Regions from separate parts of the Homo sapiens genome. Here region 2 is linked to region 1. A link is an interaction called in ENCODE POLR2A ChIA-PET data of the cell type or tissue named here. Cell type or tissue: CD4-positive, alpha-beta T cell. All regions are shown on one strand. Links, peaks and the distances in the headings refer to the core of each region. The heading gives the core; the rest is flanking DNA.

Region 1 (8,093 bases), core at 1,429-6,428:
TTGAAGAGAGTTAGAGGGTTGGTCTGAATTAGGCTTTGGCTTAAGGGAATAGTATGGCAGGTTTGATCTTCTATTCAGACCACCAAAACTTTCTGTCAGCAAGAAGGCTGTTTTGCTTTCTCATCATTGCTGTGTTCACTGGACTAGCACTTTTTAATCTCCTTGAAGAACTTTTCCTTTGCATTCACAACTGTGGTGCAAGAGGCCCAGCTTTCAGACCGTGTCTCGGCTTTTAAGGTAGCCTTCCTGACTCAGCTTCATCATTTCTACCTTTTTATTTAAAGTGAGAGACTGGGACTCTTCCTTTCTCTTAAACACTTAGAAGCAATTGCAGGGTTGTTAATCGGCCTAATTTAAATATTGTTATGTTTCAGGTAATAGGTAAGCCTAACGGGAGGGAGAGAGACAGGGAGTCAGAACACAAACAAGAGCTCACGCCTGTAATCCCAATACTTTGGGAGGCCGAAGGCAGGAAGATCATGTGAGCCTAGGAGTTCAAGACCAGCCTGGGCAACAGGTGAGACCCTATCTCTACAAAAAATACAAAAACTAGCCAGGCATGGTGATGTGTGCCTGTCGTCCCAGCTTCTCAGGAGGCCGAGGCAGGAGGATTGCTGGAGCCTGGGAGGTCAAGGCTGCAGTGAGCATTCCTGCCTGGGTGACAGAGTGAGACCCTGTCTCCAAAAATTAATAGTAAAAGAACACAGGCCAGGCATGGTGGCTCACGCAGTAATCCCAGCACTTTGGGAGGCCAAGGCGGGCAGATCACATGAGGTCGGGAGTTCGAGACCACCTGACCAACATGGAGAAACCCTGTCTCTACTAAAAATACAAAAAAATTAGCCAGGCATGGGGGCGCGTGCCTGTAATCCCAGCTACTCGGGACGCTGAGGCAGGAGAATCGCTTGAACTCAGGAGGCGGAACTTGCGGTGAGCCAAGATGGCGCCCTTACACTCCAACCTAAGCAACAAGAGCGAAACTCAGTCTCAAAAAACAAGCAAAAAAAGGAATACACACATCTATCAATTAATTTCCCTCAGTTCACGGATCCCCAAAACAATTACAATAGTAACGTCAAAGATTACTGATCACAGATAACCACCATTAACATGTAATGAAAAGTTTGAGGCCGGGCGAGGTGGACTCACGCCTGTAATCCCAGCGCTTTGGGAGGCCAAGAAGGGTAGATCACAAGGTCAGGAGATGGAGACCATCCTGGCTAACACGGTGAAACCCCGTCTCTACTAAATATACAATAAAAAATTAGCCAGGCATGGTGGCGGGCGCCTGTAGTCCCAGCTACTCGGGAGGCTGAGGCAGGAGAATTGCGTGAACCCGGGAGGCGGAGCTTGTAGTGAGTAGAGATCGTGGCACTGCACTCCAGCCTGGGTGACAGAGTGAGACTTCATCTCAAAAAAAAAAAAGAAAAGTTTGAAATACTGCACAAGGTACCAAAATGTGAACAGAGACAAGAAGTGAGCACCTGCTGTTGGAAAATGGCACCAACAGACTTGCTCAAAGCGGGTTCCAGAAACCTTCCATTTGTTCTGTAAAAATGTAGTATCTGTGAAGCACAATCAAACAGGGTGTACCTACGAACAGAGCCATACAGTATGGAGCCTCCCATGACTGGCTTCTTTCCCAACACAACCTACCGTATGGAGTCGGCTGTGACTGGCTTCTTTCCCATAGCATGGTCTCAAGTTTCATGCCTAGTGTAGCATGCATCAGTACTTCACCTACTGTATGGATATACTATGCTTTAAAAATCCATTCATTAGGCCAGGTGCGGTGGCTCACGCCTACAATCCCAGCACTCTGGGAGGCAGGTGGATTACCTGAGGTCAGGAGTTCAGACCAGCCTGGCCAAAACATGGCAAAACCCCGTCTCTACTAAAAATACAAAAATTAGGCTGCCATGATGTCTAGGCGAATGTCTGTAATCCCAGCTACTCGGGAGGCTGAAGCAGGACAACTGCTTGAACACGGGAGGCGGAGGTTGCAGTGACCCGAGATCGTGCCACTGAACTCCAGCCTGGCAACAGAGCGAGACTTGGTCTCAGGAAAAAAAAAAAAAAATCCATTCGTTAGTTAATGAACATTTGGGTTGTTTCCATTTTTGGACTATTATAAACAATGCTGCTACGAACGTTCTTTAAGTTTTTGTATGAATAAATGCTTTCAGTTCACTTCAGTATACACCTAGAAGGAACTTCAGGATCACATGGTAACTAGCTTTTTGAGGAAGGACATCCCAAACTTTTCTACAGGAGCGGCACCGTTTTTACACTCCCACCAGCAACACAGGATTCTAATCTGGCCACGTCCTCAGGAACACTTGTTAGTTATTCTTTAAACTAGTCATCCTAGTGGGTGTGAAGCTGTATCTCTTTGTGGTTTTGATTTGCATTTCCTTGATAACTAATAGTGTTGAACACCTTTTCATGTGCTTATGAGCCTTTTGCGTATGTTCTCTGGAGAAATATCTATTCAAACACTTTGCCAAATATTTAATTATTTGTCTTTTCATTATTGGTATGTAGGAGTTGTTCATTTTTAAAACCCCACTGACTCCTCTTAATTCCCCCAACCCCCTCTGCATCCCTTAAGGTAGCAGATTAAGGAACAGAAGTAGCATTGAGTCAGGAGACACTTCTATTGCTTCAAGAGACAGGGTCTCACTACGTTGCCCTGACTGTATGTCGTGCAGTGGCTATTCACAGGCCCATGATCACAGCGCACTATGTAGCCTTAAACTCCTGGCCTCGAGTGATCCTCCCACCTCAGCCTCCCAAGTAACTGGGACTATAGGTGCACACTACCAAGCACATCACTCCTTCAAGAGTATGGAAAGTCAACTTCTCAATCTCTCCAAACATTCTACGACCAGTGCTTTGTACCAGTTTGTACAAATAACGACTACAATGACACTCTCTTCCAATATCACTGTCATCTTTATCCTTTTAACACCAGCAACAGAAACATAATACTAATGATAATGTACCCCAAAACTATATAAGAAAAGCTGATTTATCCAAAACTCTAGACTAACTACACCCTTCAGCCCTCCCTCAGTAGAGGATGAACTCCAACCATTATATTCACATAAAGGCCCTCAACACAACTAGCATTTCCTGAAATCACCTTTGCGGCAAGTATTTTATCAGTGGGATGTGGGCATTTCACGGGTGGGGGAAGGCTGTCATGTGTTTGCAGCAGGTGGGATCGCAATTTAAGAACCAAAAAACTGAAATGGTTGAAATCACTTCTTTTGGATCCACGGGCAGTTTTGCTACAGTAATTTTGAGTAACAAAATCGAATTTCTGGGACTTTTCATGGTTTGGGGACAAGGGTGGGTGATTAAAATCGCCACTCTGAAAAACATACTCCTCACAAGTTAATTAAACATAGTTAAGTCTCTTTAGTTCCAAGTAAGTTTCCCTTCATTGTATGGTAATAGCCTAGACACAGATCCACCACATGGAACCAGCTTGTGTCTGGGACACCCATCATCTGCTGCTGCCAGTAGAGTCACAAGTTTTTCCCCTTGACTTGTTAACTGAGGTTTGGTTTGTGGTTGTGTTCTTTCAACTATGTTGTTCATTCAACAGACTAATTCATAAATAAAACACCCCATTTCAACTATGTTGTTCATTCAACAGACTTATTCACAAATAAAACCCCCCATGCTAAAATAGGCACTGTTCCAAATGCTTCGCTGTATTAATGTGCTTAATCTTCTCAACAGACCTCTGAAGTGGGTACCAGTATTATCCCATTTTAGAATATCTCCATATACTGAAGAACACGAAGGTTAAACTTGTTCCAGATCACAAAGCCAGTGGACTACAACTCAGGGAATCTGACTTGAGTTGTGCTTTGATTTAATCATATTGCCTCAGATTTGAATATTTATTTGAATGCATCTGTACGAGGATCCTTTTGTTTGCTTCTGTGACAATAGAGGGGAAATAACTGGTTTCAGTGACTCTACCAGAGAAACAAGTTTCACATACTAAAATGTGGTTGAGACCCAGGCATGGTGGCGTCTGCCACCATGAGAGAAAGAACGAAGACAGAAAGACAGACAGAAAGACAAGAAAGACAGACAGACAGACAGAAAGAAAGAAAAAGAAAGAGAGAGAAAGAAAGAAAAGAAAAGAAGGAAAGAAGTTCACTCCTGCTTAAAACGCATTTCTTTTTCCACCTAGAGGTTCACCCCTCTCCCAAAAAAAGCTTACTTTATTCTTTTCTCTTAAAGAGACGGGAGTCTTTGTATGTTGCCCAGGCTGGTCTCCAACTCCTGGGCTCAAGCAATCCTCCCACCTCAGCCTCCTGAATACAAAAAGCTTAGTTTCATACCTCTAATATCTTTACATCAACATCCCAGTAAACCTGATTTTCCCAAGACTGTCCTTGCCAGGTAGTAAAACAAGTCTCTGCTGAGCTTCAACAGTTTCTGATAAACACAAAGTACAAAATCATAAAAGGAGCAGGTCTCCAACTATCAGGCTGACAAGTCACAAGGCACAATTTACAGCTCCTAATGAAATTCAGGGTCAGGAAAAAAGCAAACTGTTCAGAATCTGCCATGGGAAAAACGAGCAGGTTCTGTACTGGCTGACAGGATTAATGTTCCTCTTACCAAAGCACACAGGGTCATAACCCTAACTTTTTTTTTTTTTTTTGAGACAGAGTCTAGCTCTGTTGCCCAGGCTGAAGTGCAATCTCACTGCAACCTCCATCTCCCATGTTCAAGTGATGCTCTTGCCCCAGCCTCCCTGGTAGTTAGGACTACAGGTGCCCGCCAACGTGCACGGCTAATTTTTATATTTTTAGTAAAGACAGGGTTTCACCATGTTGGCCAGACTGGTTTCGAACTCCTGACCTCAGGTGATCCACCTGCCTCGGCCTCCCTAGGTGGTGGGATTACAGGCAGGGGTTACCACACCCGGCCCTAATCCTGATTTTAAGGGCAGAAAAATGAAGCTAAGAGTAATGTTCCTAAAGTCACACAATGGTAAAACCCAAACTCAAACCCAGACAATCTAACTTAAGAGTCTGAGCTTTTAGCCATCACACTTCAATGACTTTGCAACCAGAGTGCTCACAGAAACAAATTCCTTAGCCCAAGAACAGTAAAAGCAATCACACCAAGGGAAGAAAAGGGCACAGCATCAGGCACTGACATAAAAAGGTTCTGTCAGAACCGGAAATGTGGCTCACACCTGTAGTCAGTCCCAGCTACTCCAGAAGCTGAGACAGGAAGATCGCTTGAGCCCAGGAGTCCGAGGCCACAGTGAGCTATGATCATGCCACTGCACTCCACCCTGGGCAACAGAGCAAGACTCTGTCTCTCAAAAAGAAAGAGTTCAGTCACTTAGGTTCTGGAAAGGTCCTGAGCTTGCTTTATATAAAGGCTAATCAATTAGCCAATGACCTTTCCTTTTTCCTAGGAAACATCATCCCTCTGGATCAAACTCAAATGTCTTACTATGTAAAGACTTCCTGGCTGGAAGCAGTGGCTCATGCCTGTAATCCCAGCACTTTGGGAGGCCGAGGCAGGTGGATCACCTGAGGTCAGGAGTTCGAGACCAGCCTGGCCAACATGGTGAAACCCCGTCTCTACTAAAAATACAAAAATTAGCTGGGCATGGTGGCGGGTGCCTGTAATCCCAGCTACTCGGGAGGCTGAGGCAGGAGAATTGCTTGAACCCGAGAGGCGGAGGTTGCAGTGAGCCAAGATCGCGTCACTGCACTCCAGCCTGGGCAACAGAGGTGAGACTCCGTCTCAAAATAAAAGTCTCAAATTGTTTTTATGGTTTGGAGGGGATAGTATGCAAGTTTGTTGGAGAGAAACTTACAAGGTGCTACTTACTAAGAAATTTACCTTGCGGATATTTTCTTAAAAAGGAGTCATCACAGAAAATGTATGCCTAGATTTACATGTGAGAAGCAGTCTTCAATTGGATACTTCTGACCCCATGAAATAACTGAGGACATTTCTGCAGAAGGCTGACATATGAGAATGCTCAGGAATTGTGTGGCTTTCAAATAATCTGATTCAGCTTGGACAACCTCCAAGGAATGAATAAAATTAGGCAAAAGCTTGACAATCACTAAACATAGTCAATTCACAGATAATTCATGACAATCAACATTCTGCCTTACTGATTTCTAAAAGGTCCCAATATCTTGCTAGTCACATGACAACTCTCTTGTTACTATTCAGAAATATAAAGATGGAGCAAAATTTTTTCTAAAACGATTATCACGCACCTTCTCTATCACACTGACAAATAATCTGGGAAGCATCAGTTCTGTACTAAAAAGCATGTCTAAAAAGCCTGACTCAGACCATTTCAGGAGCAATACTACTCGTTTACTATAAAAGAAATTCAGTACAGGCCAGGCACGGCGGCTCACGCCTGTAATCCCAGCACTTTGAGAGGCCAAGGCGGGTGGATCACCTGAGGTTAGGAGTTCAGGACCGGCCTTGGCCAACATGGTGAAATCCCGTCTCTACTAAAAATACCAAAAATTAGTTGGGCATGGTGGCACACACCTGTGATCCCAGCTACTCGGGAGGCTGAGGCAGGAGAATCGCTTGAACCTGGGAGGCGAAGGAAGTTGCAATGAGCAAAGGTCATGCCATTGCATTCCAGCCTGGCGACAAGAGCAAAACTCTGTCTCAAAAAAAAAAAAAAAGAAATTCAGTATGATCCCCAAGAAAGTTACAAAACATTCTCAGATGGCTAACCTGAATTATACTGGTTTTTAAACATTAAATCTCTGCCCAAATTTGGCAATTTTAATTTTATCATAATTAATTCAGCTGCTTGAAGCCTGCTTAAAGTTTGCGATGTCATCACTTTAAGGTTGACTATACTCATGTCAGTGTACTTCCAAATCACCTAAGAGCCCTATGGGATGTTAAGACACACTTCAGATTTTACATGGCCTCACGCCTGTAATCCCAACACTTTGGGAGGATGAAGCGGGCAGGCTGCTTGAGCTGAGGAGTCTAAGCCCAGTCTGGGGAGCACGGCAAAACTCCATCTCTACTAAAATATAAAAAATTAGCCGGGCGTGGTGGCACACACCTATAGTCCCAGCTACTCTGGAGGCTGAGGTGGGTGGATCAACTGAGCCCAGGAAGTCAAGGCTGCAATGAGCTGTGATCACGCCACTGCACTCCAGCCTGGGCAAAGAAAGCAAGACTCTGCCTCAAAAGAAGATTTCATACATGCAAAACTTCTAATTCGAATGACGAAAAAAACTATCAACTACACTAATTCTAATAGTAAATAACATGGAAAGAATCTAAGAATGTAACAAAATGTCAAATCTGTAGCTTGAGGAGTCTTAAATCATATTTTCTTAGAAAAACAAAATGCAAGAATAGTGATCACTAGTTCTACTCAATTAAGATGAGCAAAAGGCTGGGATGTACCCTGGAGCGTGTTACGATGAGTTATGAAGGAAGGAGTACTTGAGGTAAACAGTTGGACAAGATTTAGGAAACACTCCTGGAACTTGTTTTAATTTAAGCAAAGATTTAAAATTGTGTAAAATGAACAGGATTAGTTGGTTGACATGTAAATTATACTTTGTGTTCAGTACGGTGAAAGAACCAGAATGCTGTAAACAGAAAATAATGGAAGTACTCAGAAGCTTTTCTGAAGAGGCCCTATTCTAGTCTACTAACTTTGACTATTATTGTAGTACCCACATACCACGTGCACTTTTATTAGACAAAAATGACACACACTTTGGGAAACAGCACAGGAAAGTCCCACCACAGCACAGCAAACACCACACTTACAGCAAAGAGTTTCAGACTAGAAGACTAGACTTTTTTTTTTTTTTTTTTTTGAGACGGAGCCTCACTCTGTCGCCCAGGCTGGAGTGCACTGGCACGATCTCGGCTCACTGCAACCTCCGCCTCCCGGGTTCAAGAGTCTCCTGCCTCAGCCTCCGAAGTAGCTGGGATTACAGGCGCACACTACCATGCCCAGCTAAATTTTGTATTTTTAGTAAAGGTGAGGTTTCACGATGTTGACCAGGATGGTCTCGAACTCGTGACCTCAG
Region 2 (8,093 bases), core at 1,463-6,462, 230 kb after region 1:
TGAGCTGGCACTAGACTGCTACCAAAGGGGTCTGTTCCACACGCTAATTTCAGGCTTGCGGACCATCAGCAAACTGCAATGAAACCTGTGGGCATGAATCTTCCAGAGTGGTAGAATCTCATTCCCATATGCCCGCCAAGTTTCCAGGTGTAGCTGGGAAAACCCAAATGTTCCCTGGATCCCGAGATGGCTAATAAGCACTCAGGCCTGCTACACCACCGAACAGAGCCCCACAGCCAGAGAGGCACACGGCCTGCTTCACACAGCCGACAACCCCGCTGGAAACAACCAGTGCTGGGAGCCAAGGCCAAACTGATGCAAAGGCGCTACTGAGCCAGAGCCCTTCTGCACCGAGACTACCCCAGGCATGCACCGCCCTCCCAAAGGTCCAAAACGATGCAAAGGCGCTACTGAGCCAGAGTCGTGCACTGAGACTACCCCAGGCATGCACCGCCCTCCCGAAGGTCCAAACCAATGCAAAGGCGCTACTGAGCCAGAGTCCTGCATTGAGACTACCCCAGACATGTACTGCCCTCCCGAAGGTCCAAACCAATGCAAAGGTGCTATTGAGCCAGAGTCCTGCACTGAGACTACCCCAGGCGTGTACCACCCTCCGGAAGGTCCAAACCGATGCAAAGCCACTATTGAGCCAGAGTCCTTCTGCACCGCCCTCCCGAAGGTCCAAACTGATGCAAAGGTGCTACTGAGCCAGAGTCCTTCTGCACCGAGACTACCCCAGGCATGCACTGCCTTCCCGAAGGTCCCAACCAATGCAAAGGCACTATTGAGCCAGAGTCCTGCACTGAGACTACCCCAGACGTGTACCGCCCTCCCGAAGGTCCAAACCAATGCAAAGGCGCTATTGAGCCAGAGTCCTGCACTGTGACTACCCCAGGTGTGCGCCGCCCTCCTGAAGGTGCGTGTGGGTCGACAAGGGTGCACAAGCGGCAGGGGGCTGCATAGCAAGGTCTCCTTCAGCTTTGTTTTAATTATTTTTATAGAGACAGGGTCTCACTCTATTGCCCAGGCTGGTCTTGAACTCCTGGATTCCAGCGATCCTTCCACCTTGGCTTCCCAAACTGCAATGATTACAGGCATGAGCCACTGCACCCGGCCAATCTTTGTATATTGATTTTGTGAAGGCTCTTTATGTATTAAAGACATTCATTCACAGGCCGGGCACGGTGGCTCACACCTGTAATCCCAGCACTTTCAGAGGCCGAGGCAAGCGGATCACCTGAGGTCAGGGGTTTGAGACCAGCCTGGCCAACATAGTGAAACCTCGTCTTTACTAAAAATACAAAAATTAGCCGGACATGGTGGCAGGCACCTGTAATCCTAGCTACTTGGGAAGCTGAGGCAGAAAAATCGCTTGAACCCCAGAGGCAGAGGTTGCAATGAGCCGAGATTGTGCCACTGCACTCCAGCCTGGGCGACAGAGCGAGACTCTTGTCTCAAAAATTAATAAAAATAAAATAAAATGAAGACATTCACAGTTCTATATACTATGAATAAATTTTCCTAGTTTGTCATTTAACTTCTTAATTCATGGTGTTTTGTTTTTTCAGTTTTTTTTTTTTTTTTTGAGATGGAGTTTCGCTCTTATTGCCCAGGCTGGAGTGCAATGGTGCAATCTCGGCTCACCGCAACCTCCACCTCCCGGGTTCATGCGATTCTCCTGCCTCAGCCTCCCAAGTAGCTGGGATTACAGGCACCCGCCACCACACCCGGCTAATTTTTGTATTTTTAGTAGAGACAGGGTTTCACCATGTTGGCCAGGCTGGTCTCGAACTCCTGACCTCAGGTGATCCACCCGCCTCAGCCTCCCAAAGTGCTGGGATTACAGGCGTGAGCCACTGCGCCCGGCCGAGGGTTTTAAAGATCATAAATAGGGTAGGTATTAACAATAGTTACTATTATGATATGTGTTATGACTTCATAACAGGGAAAATCTTCTGGTCAAGCTGCTCCTGGGCATAGCCAACGAGGGAAGTGTCCTCTGGCAGGAACCACAGCTCTGGGAGGAAGAAAAGGAAGCCGACTACAGGATAAAACACAAATTAGTATTCCCCTTTAAATAAATAATTAGTGTCCACAGAGATGGCCTTTCTTCTCCTGTCCTTGTTATTCTGTTGTGACCACACATTGACTGCTGTCAGGATGTTTATGCTTTGGGTTTCACTGGTCAAGGTCATCCTTCATGTTCTCTTCAGAGAGGTTTCATTTGACACAAATGCTAGGTACTCCCTAAAAGCTGAAACACACTTTTGACCACCTATTTAAAAACTTTTATTGGTCAAAAAACACCATGAGGCCGGGCGCGGTGGCTCACACCTGTAATCCCAGCACTTTGGGAGGCCGAGGCAGGGGATCACCTGAGGTCAGGAGTTCGAGACCAGCCTGGCCAATACGGTGAAACCCCATCTCTACTAAAAATACAAAAAATTAGCCAGGCGTGGTGGCGTGCACCTGTAATCCCAGCTACTCGGCAGGCTGAGGCAGGAGAATCGCTTGAACCCAGGAGGCAGAGGTGGCAGTGAGTTGAGATCGCGCCATTGCACTCCAGTCTGGGCAACAAGAGTGAAACTCTGCCTCAAAAAACAAAACAAAACAAAACAAAACAAAAACTTAAAGATTAGAAAAGTCAAGGGACTCCCCCAAGCTAGTAATGGTCAGATTGGGGATTCAAGCCAGGCCAAGCCTCTGTGTGTAGGCCCCAGGCCACGCTGCCTCTCTGGAGTCTCCTGTGGCTCCGGCCAATACACACTTCAGTTTGGATCCCACGGCTTTTACATGTGCCTTATTAAGATCCAATCTGCGCCCTTCAACTAGAGGTTTATTTTTCATTCATTTACTTATTTATTTTTTGAGACAGAGCCTCACTCTGTCGCCAAGGCTACAGTGCAGCAGCACAATCTCAGCTCACTTCAAGCTCCACCTCCCTGGTTCAAGCGATTCTCCTGCCTCAGCCTCCCGAGTAGCTGGGATTACAGGCATGTGCCACTACGCCACGATGCCCAGCTAATTTTTTTTTTGTATTTTGAGTAGAGATGGAGTTTCGCCATGTTGGCCAGGCTGGTCTCGAACTCCTGACTTCAGGTGATCCATCCGCCTCGGCCTCCCAAAGTGCTGGGATGACAGGCGTGAGCCACCGCGCCCGGTCATTTTTTTAAATTTGTTTTTGGAGATGAGGTCATGCTGTATTGCCCAGGCTGGAGCGCAGTGGCTATTCACAGGCATGATCCCTCTACTGATCAGCAGGACACTTTTGACCTGCTCTGTTTCTGACCTGGGCCGGTTCAGCCCTCCTTAGGCAACCTGGGGGTCCCTCACCCCCCGGAGGTCACCACACTGATGCTGAACTTAGTGTAGACATCTCATCAACACAGCACGCTATTGTGCAGAACTCCTGGGCTCAACTCATCTGCCCACCTCAGCCTCCTGAGCAGCTGAGACTACAGGGGGATACCACAATGCCCAGTCCCCAACTAGAGATGGCTTACATTCCTTCTGAAGCTCCTTTTAGACCCATCTGCCCCCTGCCCTCACCTCCTGCTGTTGCCTTCGGCTGACCTCCCCATGGTCCAGCGCCACAGCATCGGATGGGCTTGCATTTGCCTGTGGACTCCCGTAGGTCATCCTGACATCTGGGTCACTCCCCACATTCCCCCTCTCGCTCACTCCGTCCCCAGCTTCCCTGCCTCCACCGGTCTCAGCTGCGCATAATGGCTGTTCGAAGCCGCGGTGCCGGAGTGAGGGCTGAGCGCTGAGCAGAGCGCCCTAGCGCGGGCCTCGAGGGCTGGCGGAGGGGAAGGACCCCAGGAGGGGAAGGACCAGCTTTGCTGCCAAGCAGGAAGCCGGAGCTGTTTCCTGACTCACCACCACACTCACAGGTGGGAGTGCAAGCCCCTCTTCCCGCCCTCAGGTGCTTCCCACAGCCCCCTCGCCGCCTCTGCCTCCGTGCGGGTCAACCTGTCCTGCCAGCCCGGGCTGTTCACTCACTGCCTCCACGCAGCCTCAGTCACACAGGGAAGCCCGTGACTCTCTCTCTTTCAGCCCCCTGGCTGCAGCATAAACAGGCCGGACTGTGTGACCTTCCCAGAGGGGAAAACAGCAGCTGCAGGCGGCCCCTCCCCTGGCATTCTGGCCATAGAGCATGACCACCGGACAGGAGTGCCTGCAGGGCCAAGGCCCTGGGACAGTGCGGGCGCGGGAGCTTCTCTAAGATGCCGGACGTACGTGCCTTTTGGCCCAGGGCAGGCCATGGCATTGCTGGCAGGCAGAAACAAGGGGCAACCGTGGCACCCCCGGCCCTGACTTTCCACATCCACGGACTCCCGAGTCCTCCCTGGCCTGCAGGAGGCTGGGGAGCTGGGTGGTGGGTGGGGGCTGCGGAGCTGGGAGGTGGGTGGGGGCTGGGGAGCTGGGTGGTGGGTGGGGGCTGGCATTCTGGCCCTCGGGTCCCCTCCAGAGGGAGCCTTGTCCCCAAGTGGCTGGAGTACACACCCAGAGTTCTGTACAACCTGCACAGGCCGGGATCCCGGAACCAGACTGCACAGGTAGACTCTGCCAGGCTGGGCTGTTTCCTACCCACAACAACCGGGCACCTCCAAGCACATGCTGCCCGGGACAAGGTCCTTGTGGTCACCTTTCTGCTTCAGTGCTGAAGGGAGGGGAAGGGTGTGCTCCCCTCCCCCGGCCACCTCCTGTGCCTTCCCGGCCGGGTCCAGTCCTGCCAATACCGCTGCCCTTTCCGTCTGAACGTGGTCACATACTGCAGCAAATTCATGAGGCAGAACCCTCAGATGGCAAATTCTCCCCAAACCAATGGCAAGTAGCTGACTGCCTGAGCTTCCCCAAGGTACAGGACAGAAAGAGAGGAAGGTGGGGAGGCACAGCAGGCACTGGGCACTGGCAAGTCCCGCTCACCAGGCACCTAGACCCTCCAGAGCTGGCCGGGGGCCACCGCGGGACCCTCTCCTGGACCCTCCAGAGCTGGCCGGGGGCCACCGTGGGACCCTCTCCTGGCTGCAGACGCGGGGTCTACTGAGCCACGGCACTAAACTCCTGTCCCCTCTCTGGGGGCATCTGCCATCCTGCCCTCCTCTCCAGGATCTGAAGAGGGATGTTTATCCTCTTCACTTCCCTCAGATCCCACCTCCCATGAAATCATGCCTTCCTCAGGTTTAAAGTCAGACTTGAAGGAATCAAAAGGGAAAATCCACAGAGAAATGTCTCATCGGGGAGCCTGGCAACATTTTGAAACCCGCTTTTCTGTGTGGCTTCTGCTGAGAAATCCCCATCCCACCCACGGGGACAGGGGTCAGAGTAATGGAGTGGAAATGGCAGGTTCACAATTTTGGCTACAGCTGCTCCCATCTCTAAGCAACCCAGGCTCCGGGTTGGAGGGTGGCGACCCCAAGATGCGGCCTCAGCCGCCGGCCGTGTTTGTGCTCCAGCCGATGAAGCGAGTGCAAAGGGCTGTACAAACGCGAGGCACTGAACAAACACTGAGCGTGCCGTCCAGATGTCCCGGGGGAGGCTGAGGATCCACACCGTGGGGAGTGCTCTGCCCCCATGGAGTGACCTGGCGTCCGCCCTCCACGGATGGCACGCGATGGCCCAGGCCCTGTGCTGCAGGGCCCTGGGAGAGCCAGCACTGGCTACTGGGCAGCCTACCTGACGCGACAGCCACCCTTGCCCCTCGGAGCCTCCACTTGGGAGGGAAATACCACCATGGGTGCCGACCTCTTGGGCTCTGGAAGGATGGCTCATGGCCATCTCCTTCTGGACTACAAGGAAAAGGCGTGTGCCCGCTTGGAGCCCCCTCTCCTACCAGTGGGGGTAACAGCTCGCAGCCCCTGGTCATCTGTATTTAGACCACAGCCCATGCAGCACAAAGGCCCCGGGACCCAGGAAGTCCCCGAATTAAGGCTTCCACAGCGCCGTCCCCTAGAGTCCTGGGTTATCACAGAGCTATTATCCACAGCCCCAACATGGTTGTTGAAGATTGGAGTTAGAAATTCCTAAAGGCGACCCTGGAGACTCCTTTGTCCCCCAAATTAGAACACGGGTGGGAGACACAAACAGAAAGTGCCATTGTGCCCTGAGCTTGGCGTCTCTGGGAGCTGATCCCGACAGTTCTGCTTTCTGAAGTCCTGGGTTGTATCAGAATGAGATTCGGCTCTGCTCAGCAGAAGCCCCAGTCAGCCCAAGAGTGTTGCTTAACTGCTTCAGCCCTGTCCTCACTGACCTCATTTCCCTTTTGGGGTCTGTTCTCAAGGAGCAGGCACTGGAGCCCTCATCAGAGGCCTCAGGGGGCAGGGGAATGCCCATGGAACTCCCTCCACCCTGGGGGGAGGCAGAAAGAGATGACTTAGAAGGAGAGCTGGCCCATGCAACCAGAGGGTGTGGGTGTGAATGGTGGGTGTCAGCACATGCCCTCAGACGAGGAACAGTGACGTAGCAGCTTCCTGGGGCCTCTGGACCAAGGGTTGGCAAACTTTTTCCATAAAGGGCCAGACAATAGACTTTTTTTTTTTTGAGTCAGAGTCTCGCTCTGTCACCCATGCTGGAGTGCAGTGGCACAATCTCAGCTCACTGCAACCTCTGCCTCCCGGGTTCAAGCAATTCTCCTGCCTCAGCCTCCTGAGTCGTGGGGACTACAGGCGCCCACCACCACATCTGGCTAATTTTTGCATTTTTAGTAGAGACGGGGTTTCACCATGTTGGCCAGCCTGCTCTCAAACTCATGAGCTCAGGTGATCCACCCGCCTCAGCCTCCCAAAGTGCTGGGGTTACAGGCGTGAGCTAGTGTGCCTGGCTAAGACAGTAGACCTTTTGGGCTTTACAAGCCATATGGCCTCTGTCACGACTGCGTTGACTCTGATGAGATACCACAAAAGCAGCCACAGACAGGAGCAAACAGGCACAGCTCTACCCCATGAAGTTTTGTTTACAAAAACAGGCAGTGGTCTGGATTTGGCCTGGCAATGGCGGTTTGCTGACTCCTGCTCTAGATCAAAAAATGAAAACCTTGAAGAACAAACCAACAGCCTCCCTTAGACAGACCTCTGGTAGCCAAACGCTTCAAATGGTGATCAGGTGACTCTCTTGCCTGGTCACTCTCTAGCCTGTGTAGCTTTTTGCCTCCAGTGGGAGAGCAAAGAGTGAATAGAAACGCTCCTGCCACAGTGGTTTGTGTGTTTTGTTTTTTTTTTTAAGACGGAGTCTCACTCTGCCACCCAGGCTGGAGTGCAGTGGTGCGATCTCAGCTCACTGCAACCTCCGCCTCCCGGGTTCAAGCAATTCTCCCACCTCAGCCTCCCGAGTAGCTGGAATTACAGGAACATGCCACCATCCCAGGCTAATTTTTGCATGTTTAGTACAGATTGGGTTTCATCATGTTGGCCAGGCTGGTCTTGAACTCCTGGCCTCAGGTGATCCACCCACCTTGGCCTCCCAAAGTGCTGGGATTACAGGTGTGAGCCACCGCACCCGGCCACCGCAGTGGTTTTTAGCCTTCACACAGACCTGCCAGAGGCCAGTGAAAGTAATGGACCCTCCCCTCCAGAAAGACACAGCTGAGCAGCACCTACACACGCTTTGTTGGCATGGAATTTCAAGGGTGTGCACGGCTCTCCTGAAGCTTACTCATGGACCATGTAGAGACCTGAAAACCCCAGGGTAAGATCTCCTGCTCACTCGGAAAGAACACTAGTGTCTTTGTATTTGAAAGAGCTCTTACGAGTCACTAAATACTAATAATAATAAAATCAAGAGCACTGTAGAAAAATAGACAAATGACACAAAGAAGCAATTCACAGAAGAAATGCAATTTACCAATAAAGAGGAGAAAAAATGCTCTGTCTCACTAATAATGAAATAAATTTTAAAAATGGCATGTCGTTTTTCATAGGATCAGAGTGGCTATGTTTTAAAGAGGAATGACATGGCACTGGAAGGGACATGGAGGAAAAGACACTCGTGTACGTGCTGGTGGGCCTGTGGTGGCAGGCAGGCTTTTTTTTGAGACAGAATTTCACTCGTCGCCCAGGCCGGAGTGCAGTGGCGCAATCTCGACTCGCTGCAAC

The links. Peaks named below come from ENCODE experiments on the same cell type or tissue, not always from the same donor. Only the 100,000 strongest peaks of a DNase experiment are listed, where the experiment ranks them.
Region 2: POLR2A ChIA-PET joins it to region 1 with 5 read pairs; 6 of 35 experiments call an interaction of 5 or more read pairs at or near these places.

What each region holds. Positions count from the first base shown.
Region 1 is chr17:1,372,255-1,380,347 of GRCh38, forward strand. The region is part of intron 1 of YWHAE (tyrosine 3-monooxygenase/tryptophan 5-monooxygenase activation protein epsilon); the gene reads right to left. Among named protein-coding and RNA genes, the nearest start is that of YWHAE, 24 kb to the right of the region's middle. In CD4-positive, alpha-beta T cell, for the core only: no CTCF peak of the experiment used is centred there; DNase peaks (open chromatin) are centred at 2,387 and 3,537; H3K4me3 peaks cover 493 bases.
Region 2 is chr17:1,601,191-1,609,283 of GRCh38, forward strand. The region is part of intron 5 of SLC43A2 (solute carrier family 43 member 2); the gene reads right to left. It also overlaps the pseudogene RN7SL105P. Among named protein-coding and RNA genes, the nearest start is that of SLC43A2, 24 kb to the right of the region's middle. RefSeq lists an enhancer at 5,353-6,118. In CD4-positive, alpha-beta T cell, for the core only: no CTCF peak of the experiment used is centred there; a DNase peak (open chromatin) is centred at 6,351; H3K27ac peaks cover 383 bases; H3K27me3 peaks cover 415 bases.